Linked DNA regions of Homo sapiens: region 1 is linked to region 2. The links are chromatin loops, found by intact Hi-C in ENCODE. Cell type or tissue: Panc1. All regions are shown on one strand. Each heading gives the region's core, and the rest is flanking DNA. Links, peaks and the distances in the headings are about the cores only.

Region 1 (10,460 bases), core at 1-8,000, 92 kb before region 2:
TTTTTTTGAGACAGAGTCTCGCTCTGTCACCCAGGCTGGGGTGCAGTGGCGTGATCACAGCTCACTGCAACCTCCACCTCCCAGGTTCAAGTGATTCTCGTGTCTCAGCCTCTCAAGTAGCTAGGTTTACAGGCATGTGCCACCAACCCCAGCTAATTTTTGTATTTTTAATAGAGATGGGGTTTCACCATGTTGGCCAGGGTATTCTCGAACTCCTGGCCTCACATGATCCACCCGCCTCGGCCTCCCAAAGTGCTGGGATTACAGGTGTGAGCCACTGCGCCCGGTAGTATCCTCTTGCCTGTAGCTCAGTTGTATCTCAGGGTTGGGCTGCTATCTGATTCAGCCTCTGAATCTCCAACATTCCCTAGCTCAGTGCCCTGTAGGGGTCCAGTAAAGATCCAATTGGTGGTTCACGCCTGTAATCCCAGCACTTTGGTAGGCCAAGGTGGGAGGATCGCTTGAGCTCAGAAGTTCAAGACCAGCCTGGGCAATAAGAGAAGCCCCATCTCAAAAAAAAAAAAAAAAAAAAGATCCAATTGGCTGCTGGTACATGGGCTTGTGTCAGTTTTATTTTACACTGAGCCACTTTTTCCTTTCTGACTGTGCCCACTCTCCTTCAAGATCTGTCTCAACTACCTTGCAGGCTCAGGACTCGGGTAGATTACCTTGTCCATTCCTGTGTTTTCAGAGCCCGGTTCAGGGGCTGCCCAGAGGGCATGCCAACCCTGTGGCTTAGTCAGGGTAGCCTGACTAAGCTCTTGGCCAGAGGCCTGTCTGCAGCTGGGGCTCTTAGGGCTGGAGTTCAGCTTCTGGAGCTGTTAGGCTGAAGGAGACTCAGGATCCTTGAGGTTAGTCAGGAGCAGGGTAGGCCAGATCAGAGTTAGTTGGGGGAAAGGTGAGGCTTCATTACCAGAAGAACCTGATCCAAAGGCCAAATCCAAGAGCTGGGGTAGGGCATAGATTGGAGTCCAGAGTAGGAGCGGATGGGGAGGAGTTGGGGTAACGGCTGGTCTCCTAGACGTTCACTCCTCCTTTGCTCCATACACTCATTCGTGTGGCTGACACTTGCTGAGGCCTCCTCTGAGGAAGATCTGTCCATGCCCTGGAATTAACAGTCCATAATGGCGAGATGGACACATAGAAAATGACAATCCAGTGTGGTCGGGGCTATGACACAGAGAAGCTGTGGGAGACCAGAGGAGATCCCAACTCAGCTTGGGAGTCAAAAACAATTTCCTAGAGGAATACTCTCTAAGCTGACGCTGGAAGGAGTCAGGGAGGGGTGGGGGGCATTTTCAAATGGGAAGGCTGCCTCAAAAGCCAAAGTGCACGGAAATTTCCCAGTACCTACCTGTGGGCCTCAGATCAAGGTGCTAATCACAGACTGTTCAGTTCTTTGGGCCACACATGTTTGGTCTATCCAGGTCTAATTACCTTCAGACTTTCCCCAGCTATTCCAATAACCCACAAATTGAAGTATGTTGCAATCAATTCCAACCAGGAGAGGATAACTGCATCTTAAAGTGTGGAGACATTTCCTGATTTTGAGAGAACAGAATTTTCTGGACGTGCAAAGCCTGCTACCTCCCAGCCACCCTGCTGCCATGGCCTTTCTTCTGGGCCCACACATTAGCTATGTACTCATCCCAACAGCTGGGTGGGCCATTTACTCCCGGGGTGACCATCTCAGTTACTTCAACTTTGAAATGAGCTCCATAATGGTGTGGGGAATGCTTACTAAACTGGGTGGCAAGAGAACTATATTCAAACCATGGAGGCTTCACCAATGGCACTGTGTGAGGTTGGGCAGGGCATTTCTCTCTAGAACTCAACTTTCCTACCAGTGAAAAAGCAGAAAGGATGCAAAGGGGCTAGGATCTCCCTGCCTTGATGGTCCATGTCTATGTCAAATGCTGTATGTCCTGTTTTTGGCCTGCTTCTTTGAAATAGAGGCCACGTGATAGAGTGGATTCTGCAGACAGAAGATTTAGATATGATTCTGGTTCTGACTTGCTTTGTAAGTCTGGGACAGCCATGAAACCCCCTCCGAGCCCCAGTTTTCTCATTTGGTAAACTGAGGTAATACCTACCTCACAGGGTTCTGTGAGGCTCCAGTGAGCTAAAAGCAACATAATGATGACGATGACAATGATGATGATGGTGGTGGTGGTGATGGTGATGGTGATGGTGATGGTGATGATCTGTCTCCACAGCAGTCAATCTCTTTGAACGAATTACAATTGTGGTTGTTGCCAGGAAGTTAGGAACCACCTGCAGGGTCATAGAGAATGTGAACAAATCTTTGAAAGACTTCCCCATGGCGGAGCAAACATTCCCAGCAAGAGCTATTACTGAGGGGAAAAGAGGAATGAACTCGTGCTGACTAACTACGCCCATTTACTTCTTCCATTCCTGCAAGGTAGGTGTTCGTGTACCCATACTAGCTGGGTAACCAGTATATAAACCTTTCAGAGCCTCAGTCTCTTCACCTGTAAAATGTAATATTACCAAACTCAGAATTGGTGAAGCCTATAGTGGACATTGATTGCTCTGGGCCACCCAGCATCCAAACACTCCCTATCTGGAGGAATTCCAAGCTATGTGGGAGCTGAAGGAGGCAGCAACTCCTCCTGACCCTTGTGGGCTTGTGATTGGCCAAGTCAATGCCCTACATGGGCTGAGTCTGGTGGCAGTTAGCAGAGGGGCAAGGACAGAGATTACTTCAGGTGGCTGCAATGGGGCAAGAGCCTAGCAGTGCAGTGGTGATCAGCAAGTATCTGTGTGGCTAGAGGCAGAGTCTGTCCTAAACACATAGTTCCCATGGCAGGACTTTGGCCGTGCCCAGCTGCCCTTGATTCTCATCTAGCTTTGTGGTCTCCCTGTCATTTCAGTGAGACATCCAATAGCTTTCCAGTAAAGACCCTTTTTGCTTAATTTTGCCAGAGGTAGTTTCTGGCAACTACCTCTGAGAATTTGTTTACAACTGAGAATCTTGACTGGTACAGCGTAAACCCCATAACATGCCAGACACAATGCTCAGCATATAGTAAGCACTCAAAAAACTATAGACACACACACACACACACGCGCGTGTGCACAGAAACAAAAGTTCAGAGAAGTAAAATGATCTGCCTAAGGTCACACAGCAGGTGGTGCTATGGGGCTGGACATGGACATCTTGGTGGTACACTGCATTTAATTAATTAATTAATTAATTTGAGACAGAATCTCACTCTGTTGCCCAGGCTGGAGTGCAGCGGCGCAATCTTGGCTCACTGCAACCTCCGCCTCCTGGGTTCAAGTGATTCTCCTGCCTCAGCCTCCCAAGTAGCTGGGACTACAGGCGCCTGCCACCACGCCCAGCTAATTTTTGTACTTTTAGTAGAGGCACGGTTTCATCATGTTGTCCAGGCTGGTCTTGAACTCCGGACCTCAAGTGATCCCCCCGTCTCAGTCGTCCAAAGTGTTAGGATTACAGGCGTGAGCCACCGCTCCCAGCCGGTACACTGCATTTAGATATCACTTTACTTCATAACACATTGTAGAACAATGTATTATTAACACATTTCTTCGTAAGTATCCAAACAACCTAGTGAGGCCAGAAGGGCTGGGATATTCTCTTGAGACAGAGAGGAAGGCATTAGCTCAAGGTAACCCTGTAAATAGTGGTGGCCTAGAATCCAGGTCTCAAGTCCACAGCCCAGGGCCGGTGCTCTGGTCATGTTCACACATGTGAGCTCACACATGCACACGCTGCTACATTTTATGAAGCAGCTCCATCGGAATACATGGCTACCTGATGCATTAGCAACCTGGGGTGAGTCAGCAGCTGCCTGTGAGGCCATCAGGGAGGGAACACCATGTACCAGAACTTGCAGAAAGGAGTGCTTCTGCAGCTTCCATGTGATCTGGGGTACAGGGAAGTGGGGGGGGATGGTGCTTGAGAAGAAGGATGGGAGGGAGGTGGGGATGGGTAGATTTGTCCTAACTTAGGGCCTCCTCTGGGCCCCAATAGGGCCCATACTTATTGAGGGAGATTTTGGTTCCTGCAGTGTTGGCAAAGTGGCTTAATTCGACTTAATGGAAGAAAAATGTGTAATGAATATGGATAATGCATACAATGAGGCCCCAGGGAGGGCTGGTTGGAGGAAGGGTGATGAGCTCATGATAAGTCTGAATGATAATGAGGCTGTAGCTCCAAGGGTGAGCCCAGGTAGAAGACATCGGGGACAACTGCTCCTCCCTAGGGGAGTGGGATCCTCCTGCTGACCTCTGTCCCCACCCTGCCCTGGCCTTCAGACCTTGACCTCCCACTTGGATAGAGTTACAGAATGTCAGATTCACAGGATTCTGGTTTCACAGGATTAGAATCAGGCTCAAGATTCCACAATTACAGACCTTTAGCACCACATATGTTAACAATAGAAAATTTCAGAATTGAACAGTCTGACAATTGGAGCCCCTTGGGAAGAAATCTAGGAGATCTTTCCCCAACTTTCATTTAGTAACAATAAATAACATCTGTCGAGCACATCACAACTTCCAAAGTCCTTTCACATCTGTACAGACATCGCATAGGGGTGGGTGGTATTATACCTTCAGCTTAAGTATTGTGCAGATCAAAATGGGCTGGCTGGCGGATTGCTTGAGCCTGGGAGTTCGAGACCAGCCTGGGCAACTTGGCAAAACCTCGTCTCTACTAAAAATACAAAAATTAGCTAGGCGTGGTGGTGTGCGCCTGTAGTCCCAACTACTCAGAAGGCTGAGGCAGGAGGATCACTTATGCCAGGGAGGTCAAGACTGCAGTGAGCCATGATTGCACCACTGCACTCCAGACTGGGCACAGAGCAAGATCCTGTCTTAGAATAAAAATAGCCGGGGTGCAGCGGCTCATGCCTGTAATCCCAGCACTTTGGGAGGCCGAGGCAGGCGGATCACGAGGTCAGGAGATGGAGACCATCCTGGCCAACACAGTGAAACCCCGTCTCTCCTAAAAAATACAAAAAATCAGGGCCGAGCGCGGTGGCTCACGCCTGCAATCCCAACAACTTTGGGAGGCCAAGGCGGGCAGATCACCTGAGGTCGGGAGTTTGAGACCAGCCTGACCAACATGGAGAAACCCCGTCTCTACTAAAAATACAAAAAAATTAGCCGGGCATGGTGGCACACGCCTGTAATCTCAGCTACTCGGGAGGCTGAGGCAGGAGAATCGCTTGAACCCGGGAGGTGGAGGTTGCGGTGAGCCAAGATTGCGCCACTGCACTCCAGCCTGGGCAACAAGAGCAAAACTCGGTTTCAAAAAAAAAAAAAAATTAGCTGGGCGTGGTGGCCGGCGCCTGTAGTCCCAGCTATTCGAGAGGCTGAGGCAGGAGAATGGCGTGAACCCGAGAGGCAGAGCTTGCAGCGAGCGGAGATCGCGCCACTGCACTCCAGCCTGGGCGACAGAGCGAGATTATGTCTCAAAAAAAAAAAAAGAATAAAAATTAAAATTAAAAAATAAATAAATAAAATGGGCTGGTCTTGCAGGACAAATTCTATTTTCCATATGCCAAGGTTTCGATACCTTTGTCTTCTGTAGTTATATAAACACTTCTATTTGGTATAATGTGTTCAAATTCTCTGTTGTGTAAATTCTGCACGGTCAAGTATGGTTTTTCAGAATGCATTTTGGCATATTGCAATGCTCAAAAATATGACTATCATTGTTGCATCAGCATAATCAGGGTTGGTACATTCTGCGATAGCTTTTTGGCAGGTTTTATCATCCAGCACTATTTTCAGTTCACAAAGGACTTAAACAACATATCCAAGAATAGATTTAAGTCACTAATGTAAAGACTGAACTTCAAGTTACTTCAAGGGTTAGTCAGCACATGTTCTGATTTTCTTTCTTTCTTTTCTTTTTTTTTAGACGCAGTTTCGCTCTTGTTGCCCAGGCTGGAATGCAATGATGCAGTCTCAGCTCACTGCAACCTCCACCTCCCAGGTTCAAGCGATTCTCCTGCGTCAGCTTCCCGAGTAGCTGGGATCACAGGCATGCGCCACCACGCCCGGCTAATTTTTGTATATTTAGTAGAGACGGGGTTTCACCATGTTGGCCAGGCTGGTCTCGACCTCATGACCTTAGGTGATCCACCCGTCTTGGCCTCCCAAAGTGCTGGGATTACAGGCGTGAGCCACCGCGCCCGGCCACATGTTCTGATTTTCTTAGAATAAGAAGTTAAACTACCAAAGATACGGAAAGAAGAAAAAAAGCAAACATAAGCTTTGGTGGATAGGAGCGCATAATGAACGCCACACAGAGGGGTGGTTGCGGGGAGGGCGGAGGAGGTGCTTGGAGGGAACCTGTGCTTGGGATTCTGCCAGTAACGGGCTGCGAGGGGTCTGGGGCAAATCCCTCACGCCTCTGGGTCTCAGTTTTTCCCTATTTCAAATGGGGATAATAATTCTCACCCTGGGGAAAGTTCGGGAGTTGATCAGCCCGGGAGGACATCTGCAGCCACAGGACAAAGAGCTAAGAGAGATGGAGAAGAGGGAGGGGTGTGGAACCGCAGGGAGCTGCGAGGGGCTTACGGCTTCCATGGTAACCTACAGCAGCCAGGAGAGAAGGCGGGGCTTGAGAACCCGGAGCTGGAGGTTTAGAAGATGAAGGTTTCACAATGAAGCTCCCTACTTCCCGGAGAAAGGCCTCCTTGGAGATAAGGCTGGCTGCACGACAGCAGCCCTCTGTGCTGGACAAGTAGTGATTTTGCCCTGTGCTTGAATAAACAAACCATGGCACTTTCCACAGTGTATTTAACTGTCTATTTAACCTAGCAGTCTTCCTCCAGTAGCCTGAGAATTCCCTGAGGGCAGGAATTATGACTGATTCATTTCTTTGTTCCTAGAGCCCAGGACAAGACCTGGCACACAAAAGATAGTCTGTTGGTTAGCGGACTATGGCTGAAGGTGGGGCTAGAGAGATCTACTTGTCCAGAGCCCTTGGAGCCCTAAGGGGTACTCTCTTTAAAACAGAAAGGGTGGGGGGGCGGTACCTCACGCCTGTAATCCCAGCACTTTGGGAGGCCTAAGTGGGCAGATCACTTGAGGTCTGGAGTTCAAGACCAGCCTGGCCAACACGGTAAAACCCCATCTTTATTTAAAAAAAAAAAAAAAAAATTAGCCGGGCATATTGGCAGGGGCCTGTAATCCCAGCTACTCACAAGGCTGAGGCAGGAGAATCACTTGAACCCGGGAGGTGGAGGTTGCAGTGAGCTGAGATTGAGACATCGCACTCCAGCCTGGGTGACAGAGCAAGACTCTGTCTCAATAAATAAATAAATAAATAAAATAAAATAAAATAGAAAGTTGACAGGATAGAATGCTTCCTCTACCTGGATGAGACCCTTCAAGTATTGCCATGGTCCATCAAGATTAAGTTCAACCCCTGCTTCCTCCATGAAGGCTTCCAGACTGTTTCTTTTCTCCTGCCTTAGAATCTTTGCAACTCTAATGGTCCTTACCCCACATCTTGGCATTTGTTTGGGATCTCTCTCTGACTGTTCTCTAGGGGTTTCACGGGTCAAACCTACTCTTCATCTCTAGTAAGTAAGGCCTGAAGGGCGGGGTTGCAGGATTATTATTATTTTTTTTTTTTTGAGACGGAGTCTTGCTCTGTCACCCAGGCTGGAGTGCAGTGGCGCAATCTCAGATCACCGCAACCTCCTCCTCCTGGGTTCAAGCGATTCTCCTGCCTCAGCCTCCCGAGTAGCTGGGATTACAGGCACCTGCCACCATGCCTGGCTAATTTTTTGTATTTTTAGTAGAGACGGGGTTTCACCATGTTGACCAGGCTGGTCTGGAACTCCTGACCTCAGGTTATCCGCCCTCCTTGGCCTCCCAAAGTGCTGGGATTATAGCTGTGAGCCACCATGCCCGGCCGTATTCTATTCTAAGGGCTTGTCACAGTGGTGGGCCCACAGTGTGTCTTCAGTCAACTCTCTCAGAGTGGGTCATCTGCTCTGGGTGGCCTTGATCCTGTGAGGGATGGAGAAGGTATGCAAGGAGCCCTTCACACCCCTGTGAGTGTTCCACACACGAGACTTCCCAGGTGGGACCCAGGGTTCTGGGACCGAGCAAGGCATGGAGCTCTCCTGGGCTGTGGCCTGCAGCCTGGCTTTGGCTGTCTTGTGCCCTGGCCCCTGAGCCAACAGGCACAGATCAGGAGGAGCAGTGTCATGAGTCAGTCAGGCAGTAGAATGGCCTCCCCCTGACCGGAGGACAGATGTCTAGGGCCCAAGTCATTTCTTGTGGATACATGAGACATCACTGTCCTTTAGACTTCTGAAGGATCTGCAACCAAAGGGCCCCAAAGGCAGAGATCCTGAATGGCAAATTTCACTTCAATGTTACAGAGAACAGGAAGCAAGTGCTCACAAAAGGTGTTGTCGAGTTCCTTTCCATGCTTGAAACCCTTTCCTGTGGCTCCCTTTTGCCCTCGGGATAAAGACCAAGCCCCTTAATATGGCAAAGGCTTCAGGACTTGGCTCGTCTACCCTTCCAGCTTCATCTTTCACCATTCCCACCTTGTGTCTACCCAAACTGAACTACTTATTGTTACCTGAAAGAACCATATGGTCTCTCTTAGCCATAGGTCTTCATGTATGCTGTTCCTTCTGCCTTAAATGCTGTTCCTCATCTTGTACCAGAAACCTCCTTTCACCTGTCAGTGGGTCCTTTAAACTTAATCCAGTTATTGCTTACTCCAGGAGGCCTTCCCAAAGTCTTTGGCTAGATTAGGGATCTTTTGTAAATGCCTGTAGCAATGAGCTTCTTGAAGATAGGGATCGGGACCTCATTTAGCCAAGATTCTGGCAGAAAATCATTGTCAATCAATGTTGAATGGACAAACAAATGTGAACGTCTGAGAAAAAAACACCTAGCAGGATAGCTGTAAAGGGGAGTGGAATGTTCTAACGTTTCCAAGTTCCAAGATTCAACATTCTCTAATTCTGGGCTGAAGATTCACTCCCCTCCATCCGAAGCCCACTCTCCAGCTAGCTCCTCCGCCCTGTGCCCTCTGAGTGTTTGTTCTCAGGCAGGCACACACACATGTTCTGAACATAACCGGGAAAGCAATTTACAAGAAATAATTGCCGGTCGATGTGTGCTTGGGAACAGCGGTGAGCTCAGACTATTTCTGTCTGCGTATCAGCCCACCCAGCATCCTCCCACTGCGGCTGCCCTGGGGGAGGGGCTCCTATCACACAGGGTGGGCAGTTTGTTTCTAATGCAGGACCCAGACTAGCCAACCCCAGTGACAGCCGGCTCTGAGCCTTGATTGAATTCAAAGGAGAGGAGCTGTTGGGGGGCAGGGAGGGGCTTTATGAGGCCTAGGATGTGTAGGTCAGCAAAAGCAGCATGTACATTCCCTTTCTCCAACTGTTGGGGAAATTCTACCAGGTCTTCAGGGCCTTGCTCAGTGTGCGGTCTCCCCCACATCTCTCTGGCTCGGAGTCCTCAAAGCTTGTTTTTGTTCTTGCAGAGGCTGTTGTGCTCAAAGGGTGGTCTCAGACCAGCATCATCAGCATCACCTGGAATTTGTTAGAAATGCAAATTCTGGGGACTTACTCCTGACCTACTGAGTCAGACACTGGGGTAGGAGGCCAGCATTCTGTGTTTTAACAAGCCCTCCACACAGCTGATTCTGATGCAGCCTCGAGTTTGAGAACCACTGCCTTAGGCCGCGGATGACCACTTTAGCGTTTGGAATGCACACAGCATCTCCCCCTTCTGACTGCTAGCAGCCTAAAGGCAAGGGCATTATCAGATTCTTTCCTGAAACCTCCCAGTCTCCCTTGAAAGTGTTCAGAGAAAAGTTGGATTTTTCTGATGAGGATACCAAGGACAGAGAAGGAATTCGTCCTGTGAAGGGTCGCACAGAGCGTCAGGGACTAAACATCCCAATATCACCCAGCCCCACCACATATATACAAGTACCCTAAGCTCTTTCTATAACAAATAACTTGCAGGTCCTGGGCCACACTGGCTCGCTCTCACTATTGTGAACAAGCTGTATTCTGACCATAATGTTTTCTGTTCCTGTCTCACCTGGAAACTTTGAGTCATCTTTGATGATTCAGCTCAGACATCATTTCTTCCTCCCTAAAGCCCCATGAAGGGCCACCACTGGGCCTCCTGGCCATTTGTGTGCCTGCCTTGTCCTCCATGTGAGCCCCTTGAGGGTGAGAACTGTCTGATTCCTCTTGTTTGTGGCAACCTGCACAGGTCCTAGAATAGAATGGATACCACTAAGTGTGCAGTAAATGGACAAGGGTGCTGGGTTTTAAGTGCTGAAAATAGGCTGGGTGCAGTGGCTCACACCTGTAATCCCAACACGTTCAAGGCTAGCCTAGGCAACATAGCAACCACCCGTCTCGATAAAAAAAAAATTTAAAAATTAGCTGGACACAGTGGCA
Region 2 (11,052 bases), core at 1,080-9,079:
GAATTTTGATAGCAAGGAGAGGATCACCAGAAAGAACAGAGGGAAGGCAGGGTGCTGTGGCTCACACCTGTAATCCCAGCATTTTGGGAGGCAGGAGGATCACCTGAGGTCAGGAGTTTGAGACCAGCCTGGCCAACATGGCAAAACCTCGTCTCTACTAAAAATGCAAAATAGCCGGGCGTGGTGGCAGGCGCCTGTAATCTCAGCTACTCGGGAGGTGAGGCAGGAGAATCGCTTGAACCCAGGAGACAGAGGTTGCAGTGAGGCGAGATCGTCCACTGCTCTCCAGCCTGGGCAGCAGAACGAGACTTCGTCCCCCCCGCCAAAAAAAAAAAAAAAAGAGTAGAGGGAAGAAAGTGGTATGAACAGAGGGCCACCTAAATCTTCCTGGATAAGGCATTGTTGCCTCAACTACTTGCTCTGCAGAGCAACAACCCTGATTTTTTTTTTTTTTTTTTTTTTTTTTTTTTTTTAATGGAGACAGGGTCCTGCTATGTTGCCCAGGCTGATCTCAAACTCCTGGGCTCAAGCTATCCTCCACCTTGGTCTCCCAAAGTGCTGGGATTCCAGGTGTGAGCCACCACACCCGACCACAACCTTGATTCTTAATGGTGGATGGGAAGTGCTTCTAGTACTAAATCACTACATGGTGATTCACTGATTTGATTAGTCTATTTTTTTTTTTTTTTTTGAGACAGTCTCACTCCGTCATCCAGGCTAGAGTGCAGTAGCATGATCTTGGCTCACTGCAACCTTCGCCTCCCAGGTTCAGCTGAGACTACAGGTGTGTACCACTATGCCCAGCTAATTTTTTTTTTTTTTTTTTGTATTTTTAGTAGAGATGGGGTTTCACCATGTTGGCCAGGCTGGTGTCAAACTCCTGACCTCAAGTGATCTGCCCACCTTGGCCTCCCAAAGGGCTGGGATTACAGGCATAAGCCACTGCACCTGGCCCTAGTTTGATTTAATGATTTTAATTAATTCCAATCTACCACGATACCACACAGAGATTGCTGAAAACCGAGCCACTAAAATCATACTTAAAAACACATAGTAGCACTTTATTCATTTTTTCAGTAACTTATTCAAAATAATTTTTATTGAGCATCTGTCTTATATGCTCTAGTCCAAGTGCTGAATTATGAAACTTACTATCTAAAGGACAGAGAATGAGTAAGTATTTACAAGTATGATAAATGACACCAAAGAAAAATATAAGGCATTAAAGGCCATATAATAGGAAGGTCTAATTGTGTCTTCAGGTCAAAGAAAGCTTCCTTCAGAAGTAATGTTTAAGCTGAAAGCTGAGTAGAAGTTAGTTAGATAAGCGCTGGGAAATGGGTGGGAAGACAATGGAAGTCGGCATGTGTGAAGGCCTAGAGGCTTTAAGCAGCCAAATTTTGTCCAGGGAACTGAAGGGTGTTTAATATTGACTGAAGCACAGAGTATGGGACGCAAGAAGAAACAGAGCTTGTTGGAGGTCAGTTCATTTAGGACTTTGTGGTCATGCTGGAGTATTCACAGATCCTCTGGGCCTGGCTTTGTTCTCAGTATGAGGAATACATAGAATCGAATCAGATCTTAATGCTCTTTAATCCAAGGCCTTAAATAGCTCACAATCAGGTAGGATAGACACATTTTGACAATGGTAGTGCAGCATGATAAATATGATAATAAAGAACTGATTTTCATGGGAATTTATAGGAGTGATAATTAAGAAATAACATTATTCCATCAATTGCCTTTTAAGTTATTTCACATTGCTTCCAAATTCTTACTAAACAAGCCAATTGTAAGACTAAGTTTAGATTAATGTTACTTTTAGACACACAGAAAAATGATTTAGCCATTTAGGCTAAAAAGCAATTTCTATTACAGTTCTTGCTCTTGCTTTTTGCCTCTATACTACATCTTTCTTTTTCTTTTTTTTTTTTTTTTTGAGATGGAGTCTCACTCTGTGGTCCAGGTTGGAGTGTAGTGGTGTGATCTCGGCTCACTACAACCTCTGCCTCCCAGCTTCAAGCAATTCTCGTGCCTCAGCCTCCTGAGTAGCTGGGACTACAGGCATGTGCCACCACGCCCGGCTAATTTTTGTATTTTTCATAGAGATGGGATTTTACCACGTTGGCCAGGCTGGTCTCGAACTCCTGACTTCAGTGATCCGTCCACCTCGGCCTCCCAAAGTGTTGGGATTATAGGCATAAGCCACTGCGCCTGGCTAATACTACTTCTTTCTTTTCAACTCTCACTTATCCTTTAAGACTCTGGTGAGCTTTCCCCCTTCCACTTTACCTCAAGTAGAGTTAGAAATCTTTCCCTCTATGTCCCTGAAGGACCCTGGGATCTCTATTATAGCACTTATCACAATATACTACAAGTGTTTATTTTCCTGTATCCCCTCTAGGCTTTTATTTCCCCCAATAGAGTTCTGTATTTTTTTATTTTTTAAGAAAAAGGGTCTTGCTCTATTGCCCAGACTGGGGTGCAGGGGCACAATCATAGCTTACTGTAATTACTCATGGGCTCAAGAGATCCTCCCACCTCAGCCCCCTGAATAGCTAAGACTACAACCACACACCACCATGCCAGCTAATTTATTTATTTTTGTAGAGATGGGGTCTTGCTATGTTGCCCAGGCTGGTCTTGAACCTTTGGCCTCAAGTGATCCTCTTGCCTGGGCCTCCCAAAGCACTGGGATTATAGGAATGAATAGTGCCTGGCCTCCCACTAGACTTAAGCATAGAGATTTTGTCTTGCTCATGCTTCAATCTGTCATTCGATAAATATGTGTCAGGTACCTACTATATGCCAGACATCAGGCTAGGTGCTGCAGATTCAGTGACGACCTGGATAGACTCAGTTCTTGCTCTTGTAGAGCTTATAGTCTAGTGCAGAAGGTTGACAAGCAAATGGGCAAGAAGAGTATGTATGAAAAATGTTATGATGAGGAAAGTGTCAAGTGCCATGGGAAGCCCAGAGCAGGTGTACCTAACTTTCTTTAGGGGGCAAATGGAAGTCTTTCAGAAGGAAGCAATTTAAGCTGAGAATTGAAGAAAAAGTACAAGTTAGTTAGTCAATGTGGCAGTCATGGGTCAGAGGTGGGAGAGAGCACAACACATTCCAGAAACTGAAAGAGGACTGGGCACGGTGGCTCATGCCTATAATCCCAACACTTTGGGAGGCTGAAGTGGGAGGATTGCTTGAGTCCAGGAGTTTGAGACCAGCCTGGGCAACATAGCTAGATTTTATCTCTCCAAAAACATATTAAAAATTAGCCAGGTGTGATGATGGGCACCTGAAGTCCTACGTACTCAGGCTGGAGGCTGGAGGCTGAGGCAGGAGGCTCATTTGAGCCCAGGAGTTCCAGGCTACAGTGAACTATGATCATGCCACTACTCTCCAACCTGAGTGACAGGGTGAGACCCTGTCTCCAGCAAAACAAAACAAAGAAATTCACAGAGCAGTCGAGGTTAGGGGCAAGCAGTGAAGATTGTGTGAAGTGGGGTGTGGCCGGGGTGAGGAAAACAGAGATTGGTGTTTAGTGTGATAATTATACACATAGAAAACTCTATGTAAAGTGTTTGTTAAATGAATGGATGAGCCATTCCAAAACCTGAGAAAGAAAGACATTTGGGAAAAGCAAATTTGTTTGTGATTGTTCATTCCTTTGTTCACTGGGAGGCATTGTAGTGTGTTGGCTAAAAGTCTGGACTCACACCAACTGCTTGGGTTTGAATCCTGGCTTTGACAGTTAATAGCTGAGTGACCTTAGACAAATTACATAACTTTTCTATGTGCCATTTTCCTCATCTGTAAGAGAGAAATGATAATAATTCATAGAATTGTCATGAAGATTAAACAAGTTAATAATATTTGTAAAGCACTTGGAATAATGCCTAGAATTAAGCACTGACTGTTTGCTATTATTATTCCTCCATTCATTGAAACATTTATTGAGGGCCAAGTACCATGCTAGGTGCTGTGAAAATATGTGGCTTCAGCCATGGAGGAGGACCATAAAATCTGGTGAGGGAGAAGATTCATAAATAAGCAATTACAACACAATGTGATCAAGTGAGGCGATAGTGGTAAATCCTGCAGAACTGAACAAGACAGAGTGACTCATTCTCTCCAAAGAAGCCAAGGGAAGCTTCAGAGAGAAGAATGTATTTAAGTTGGGTGACGCAGAATGAACAGAGTTTGGCAGCAGACAAAAGCAGTATGGTTTATCAGGCCAAGGAAGCACCATGTTGCAAAGGTTTAGTAGGATGCAAGTCTAAGGCATGTTTAGGAAATGGCAAGGGGGTCTTGAGCACCTGTTATGTGCCAGGGTCTGTGCTAGGCACTTTTTATATGTTCTTTCACTTTCCATAAGAACTTAAGAGGTGAGAATTATGGTCTACATTTTTTATGAGAAGGTGATCTGAAAGATTGAGAGACTTGCTCAAGATCGTGGAAAGCAGTGGGTCTAAATTTGAATCCAAATCTATGTGACTCTAAGGTCTGTGTTCTTTGAGGAAAGGATGGGGCCTGACAATGACCTTGTGAAGTTTTTAGTGTAGCTAAAAGTACAATACTTTTATTTATTCCTTTATTTTTTAGAGTGAGGGTCTTACGCTATTTCCCAGGCTGGAGTGCAGTGGCGCAGTCATAGCTCACTGCAGCCTCAAACTCCTGGGCTCAAGCGAGCCTCCTATCTCATCCTCCCGAGTAGCTACGACTATAGGCATGCATCACCATGCCCAGCTAATTTTTAATATTTTTTTGTAGAGACAGAATCTTGTTTTGCTGCCTAGGCTTGTGTTGAACTCCTGGCCTCAAGCAATCCTTCCTCCTTGGCCTTCCAAAGTGCTGGGATTACAGGTGTGAGCCACCACTCCCGGCCCAATATTTTTATTTTAAATTTTAATAATGTTGGATGGCAATCTTGTTAAGTAGGCACTTGGTATTTCTCAGTCGTCATAAATGGAAAAAACTGACCTTAAATTAAACTTTTTTTTTTTCAATATTCAGTTTCTTTTAATGATCCCCATCTCCTTAAAGAACAGGTACAGGAAGCAAGGCAATGGCAAGAGCTGTTTACTTGAAGATCTTGCCCTGACTGAAGTTAGCCCACATGCTGGAAGGCCCTTTTCCAGGAACAGTACTCACAAACCAGTGTCTGGGTCTCCTTGCTGCCAGGATCCAGTTTCTGCCACGTGTATGACTCGAAGACCACCTGCCAATCTGGACTCAGTGTCAAGGCCTGTGAAGACCCAGGCTCCAGAAATGGAGCTGATATTGTTGCTTCCAAAGAGGATGGCACTGGCAAAGGCATTCTTTCTCAGTTTGTTCAACTGCTGGAACATTCCAGCGATGAGATTGCAACTCCAGAAGGTCTGGGTGAGCTTCTCAGGAAAGCAATACTCAGACCAACCATCCTTATCAGAGTGCTCCCGAAAATACGGCAGCACCACATTGTGTCCTTATAGGAGTACTTGTGCTTAAATTCATCCATCACAAAGGTACTCGGGCAAGTGAGCAAAGGGGTCTTGGCTATCCGATGCTCAGCAGCCAGTGCCTGCTCACATTCATCCATCTCCTCAGGAGCAGGGTCAGCCGCCTTTTTCTCCTTTCTGTTCAGCCTAGGGCTTCTGCTTTTCTTCCCGTGAACTTTTCTCCTGTGGGGTGTCCTTTTTAGGCCTGCTCTCTGCAAATATTTTAGCATCAAATAGGGCCATTTTCTCCTATCATTTTACTTCCCCCAAGACAGCCTGGAACTGGGGCTGGTTAATGCAGGTGAGAAAGTTAGTATCATGACCACTATTTGTGATTCTGTGATGTTCTGTGTTAATATCCTGAGGGTTTGTTAGGGGATTTCCCTTTTATACGTGTGTTTCCCAAATTGTCTTTTGAGGAGCCCTGGGGTGCCCTAGCTAACTGAGGGCTCTAGAGGATATTTTGACATTTTAGGAGAAATACAAGCTGGGCGCAGTGCCTCATGCCTGTAATCCCAGCACTTTGGGAGACCCAGGAGGGTGCATCACTTGAGGCTAGGAGTTCCAGACCAGCCTAGACAACAAGGCAAAATCCCGTCTCTACAAAAATCAGTTGGGCATGTTGGCGCACACCTGTAACTCCAGCTACTTGGGAGGCCAAGGCATGAGAATGGTTTGAACCTAGAAGGTAGAGGTTGTAGTGAGCTGTAATCGCGCCACTGCACTCCAGCCTGGGTGAGACAGCGAGACTCCATGTTAAAGAGAGAGGGAGAAGGGAGAGGGGAGAAGGGAGAGGGGAGAGGGGAGAGGGAGATTCAATATATGTCTGATACCACACAAGCTTGAGTTCAAGGTTTAAACATGTCTCTGGATGATGTCATGTCTTTTTGAAGCTGAGTTTTCAGAGGTTGCTGTAATAAAAAGCAAGTACCAAGTGAAAATCACTGTGGAACAATAAATGACTGTAGCAGCATACGATGAGATCCCAAAGTTTGAGAAGGGAATTGCTAAACAGGCACATACATCCCTTAGCACATAATTATGAATATTTAAGAATAAAAACTGGCTGGGCACAGTGGCTCATGCCTGTAATCCCAGCAATTCTGTTACCAGTGGAAGGTGCCCAGATTCTTGGCTTCTTGAAAAAATTGGACAAAACACACAAATAAAGCAAGGAAAGAATGAAGCAAGAAAAGCAGAGATTTACTGAAAACGAAAGTACACTCCATAGTGTGGGAGCAGGCCAAGCATATGGGTTCAGGAAACTGGTTACCCAATTTTCTGGGATTTAAATACCCTCTAGAGGCTTCCCATTGGTTACTTGAGGTACACCCTATGTAAATGAAGAAGTGGCCTGTGATTAATCTGATTGGTTGCAGAAGGCAACCAATCAGAGGCTGAAGTGACGTTACAAAGTTAAACCAATCTGATTGGTTGCTTTCTGCAACCAATCAGAGATGGAAGTGAAGTTACAAAGTTAAACCCATGCAAACATCTGATTGGTTGCAGAAGGTGACCAATCAGAGGCTGAAGTGAAGTTACAAACTTATACTCCTATGCAAATGAAAACTTGGCCTGAGACCAGCCTGATTGGTTGCAGAAGAGGACAAATCACAGGTACTTTCAGTTTTTCATCTGCCAGGCAGAAAAGTGGGGGATGCAAAGGGAGTAGCCTCTGGTCCTTTTGTTACTTGGGTGTGGTAAGTTGGAGTTTTCCCTTTGACTTAGTTCTAGGAAGTCAGAATGAATCGGACTTATGTTCCCTGCTTTCAGACCCTGTAGTGTGTAGTGCCTCACTTTGGGAGGTCGAGGTGGGTAGATCACTTGAGGTCAGGAGTTTGAGACCAGCCTGGCCAACATGGCAAACTCCATCTCTACAAAAAGGCGGAGGTTGCAGTGAGCCGAGACTACACCACTGCGCTACAGCCTGGGTGACAGGGCAAGACTCCATCTCAAAAAAAAAAAAAAAAAAATGCTGGGCATGGTGGCTGTAATCCCAGCACTTTGGGAGGCCGAGGCGGGTGGATCACCTGAGGTCAGGAGTTCGACACCGGCCTGGCCAAATGACAAAACCCCATCTCTACTAAAAATGCAAAAATTAGCTGGGTGTGGTGGCACACGCCTGTAATCCCAGCTACTCAGGAGGCTGAGGCAAGAGAATCACTTGAACCCGGAGGCGGAGGTTGCAGTGAGCTGAGATGGTGCCACTGCACCCCAGTCTGGGTGACAGGGCAAGACTCCATCTCAAAAAAAAAAAAAAAAGAAAGAAATGAATAAAAACTTATGTAATTATTATTTCAAATGGTTAGTAAATTATTAGGATGTAAATACTGATTAAGTTGTTTGGACTTAACTACTTAATAAAGAGAATTATTACTTTGGTTTTTTTGTAGGAGGAGTGGGCATGGAGAAGTCACCATGAAAAAATTACTGAGACACTAAAGGTGCCTTTGAGCTGAGAAAGTTTGGGAACCTCTGTCTTACACAGTTGGATCCTAGATTGCTCTGTTTTCTCCGCTTTTTTTGGTTGGTTTGCTTCTTTGCTACATCTCATCAGTACTGTTACCAATGCGCCCTCTCTATACTCACAGAGTACTTACAAATGCAGGCACCTCATATATATTAACTTATTTAATCTTTATGACCAACTGTGCAAAATAGCTATTATTATTATTCCCATTTTACAGATGAGGAAATTGAAGCTAAAAGGTTAAATACTTCAAAGTCATACAGTTAGGAAGCAGCAGCACAGGATTCAAAGACTCAGTTTGACTCCAGAATCTGTGCTTTTAACTATCTTATTCTGGCCTCCCAACCCCCACCCATTAATTGTTAATTTTGATCTGCTATAGACATGGAAACTAAATATCCAAGCTTGTTGGAACTACATGTAAAGCAAGAGCTGAAAGTCACTACTGGGAGAAAAGTGCATGAACTCTACAGTATGTGCGGTCTGCACAAGACTGAGCAGCATAAAATGCTCAAAAATAACTCCTTCCGGCCAGGCGCGGTGGCTCACGCCTGTAATCCCAGCACTTTGGGAGGCCGAGGCGGGCAGATCACCTGAGGTCAGGAGTTCGAGACCAGCCTGGCTAACATGGTGGAACTCTGTTTCTATTAAAAATGCAAAAAATTAGCCAGGCGATTTGGTGTGTGCCTGTAATCCCAGATACTCAGGAGGCTGAAACAGGAGAATTGCTTGAACCCAGGAGGCTGAGGTTGCAGTGAGCTGAGATCATGCCATTGCACTCCAGCCTGGGCGACAAGAGTAAAACTCCGTCTCCAAAACAAAACAAAACAAAACAAAACATAAAAAACCTCCTTCCCTCTGACTTCCCCAGCTGCTGTAGCCAGCAAAGGTGGGGGTGGGAGTGGGTGGATATTTATTGAATTACACAGGATGTCTCAGGCTCTCCATGTTTCTCCGGGGGTCATGTTTCTCCGAGGGTCCATGTTAAACTCGGGTCTTCCAACCAGCAAGTTACTGTTCTATGGAAACAAAAAAGTTTAAAATGCTCCCTTCACTGTAAGAGAGGACAAAAGTGGACAGAAAATGCAATACAGATACATGACAAAAACAGGATTACCTAGAGGTAGGCAGGCCCATATTAATTCACAAGGAGAAATGTCATTTCAGGGGCAATAGGAAATAAGAAGCGGAAGTTTTGCAGACCTACTGGAGAAAGCAAACTTCCTCAGAAACAAGATTAAGACTGTACTTAAAGTGAACCTTGAGCATATACAACCATGGTGACTTAGATGAATATCCTGGACAGAAAAGAATCAGCAGAATTTGGATAGTGGAAGAAGGAAAGTTCAGCTCAGATCAGAGGAACTCGTATTGGTTAAGAGGTTTCCCTAACTTTCTAGGGAGGAGGAACTGAAAGTTTAAAACAGAACCTACTAAGCCACCTTTGGAGATCTTTATACAGATTTCTGCATAAATCAATCAATGGGTAGTAAACTGTATGCTTTCATTTCAGACTTGGGTTCAACCTTTCTCAGTGAAAGATTTTCTTTTTTTTTTTTTTGAGATGTAGTCTCACTCTGTCACCCAGGCTGGAGTGCCATGGCGCGATCTCAGCTCACTGCAACCTCTGCCTCCTGGGTTCAAGCGATTCTCCTGCCTCAGCCTCCCAAGTAGCTGGGATTACAGGTGCCTGCCACCACACCCGTGTAATTTTTCTATTTTTAGTAGAGATGGGGTTTCACCATGTTGTCCAGGCTGGTCTTGAACTCTTGACCTCAGATGATCTGCGCCCCTTGGCCTCCCAAAGTGCTGGGATTACAGGTGTGAGCCACTGCGCCTGGCCTCAGTGAAAGATTTTTCATAAAAAGCTCACAAAAACTTTTTGTGAAGAATCCCCCTATGTGGTGATTTCTAGATAGCAACCTGGATGGCCAGACCCCACCTGATGTGCAGTCAAAATTCTGATTCCCAGAATGGACAAAATGAGAGGAAATCCTTTTTTAGTCTGAGTGTAATATACAAACTTCCTGACAATGCTGAGGATGTTCAGAGTGCTTGCTTATGAAACTGCTTGAGAGCTGGATTCTGGATAGGTGGCATTTATAGCAACATTATGTCCCAGATTTCCGAGGACAGCCCAGATTTCAAATATCCTATCTTATTGTAATTATAAGTAGGCTTAGACTTCTGCTCTTATGTATCCTGATTTGGATAGAATGAGGAAAATATGGGCATAATATAAGTGATCCTTTCGTGGAGTGTATGATGAGGATAAATACCAGAAGGAAGTCATGGTGGGGTCTAGAAGTATTAACAGTGGTCTACTAAGATTATTCCTTGGTAACATGGTGTGAAAAAAAAAAAGCTATATTTGGCGTGAAACAGGCAGAAAGAAACTCCTGCAAATTCAGGGATGGCATGTGTGCCATTTGAAGAGAATAGAAGAGCCCAGGGGTGAGAAGTTTGGGGACAAAAAAAGAGGCTACTCCTAGGAAAGGTCAGCTGTGTCCCCTTGAGAGAGGAGGAAAGGACTAAAAGTCTGAGACAATCCGGCGGGGTCGGGGTGGGGGATTAGAAAAAAGTTACACAAACACTCAGCCAAGAGAGAGGGGAGAGAGAGAAAGGAAGAATATTAAAAGTAAAGCTTAGAAAGAAATTTACAAGATAGACTCAGGAGGGCACACTTAGCAAGAGGAGAGAGACAGTTGGGGGAGGAGAGGATACGAAGAGAGGCTAGGGAGAACAAGAAGAGGAGAGAGAGCGAATGAAGTGGGGGGAGCCGGAGCATGTATGGGCGAGAGAGGTGGTGAGAAGCTTGCAATTTCTCTTGAGATTGTGGATGTCTGGAGGGCCCCAGAGGAATGTTGGGAGAGATCTAAGGCTGGGATCTCTGGAACTAGACCAAAGACTCTACAAACAAGAAAAATTTTGAGCTGCAGCTCTAAATCTGCTAGAACTGGCGATCCCTTCAGGGATCCCTTAGAAGTCCTCCCTCCAAAGCTGTGAGTGATCTTATTCTCTGGGGAACTTTAGAGACACCCAGCAAGACAGTTTGTTGATGTTGTATAACCTTAAGAAAATTTCTCTTTAAAATATTGTTGGCTT

Evidence for each region. Hi-C counts contacts between places; a loop is a spot of excess contacts. Peaks named below come from ENCODE experiments on the same cell type or tissue, not always from the same donor. Only the 100,000 strongest peaks of a DNase experiment are listed, where the experiment ranks them.
Region 1: a loop joins it to region 2, with 2.0 times the contacts of the local background. A loop is called at or near these places in 2 of 110 quality-filtered maps.

What each region holds. Positions count from the first base shown.
Region 1 is chr1:52,659,213-52,669,672 of GRCh38, reverse strand. It overlaps a transcript of SHISAL2A not described here. Among named protein-coding and RNA genes, the nearest start is that of SHISAL2A, 31 kb to the right of the region's middle. RefSeq lists silencers at 3,042-3,336, 6,422-6,716. In Panc1, for the core only: no CTCF peak of the experiment used is centred there; no DNase peak of the experiment used is centred there; H3K4me3 peaks cover 697 bases; H3K27ac peaks cover 735 bases.
Region 2 is chr1:52,567,849-52,578,900 of GRCh38, reverse strand. It overlaps the pseudogene EEF1GP7. Among named protein-coding and RNA genes, the nearest start is that of TUT4, 20 kb to the right of the region's middle. RefSeq lists an enhancer at 7,104-7,604. In Panc1, for the core only: no CTCF peak of the experiment used is centred there; a DNase peak (open chromatin) is centred at 4,137.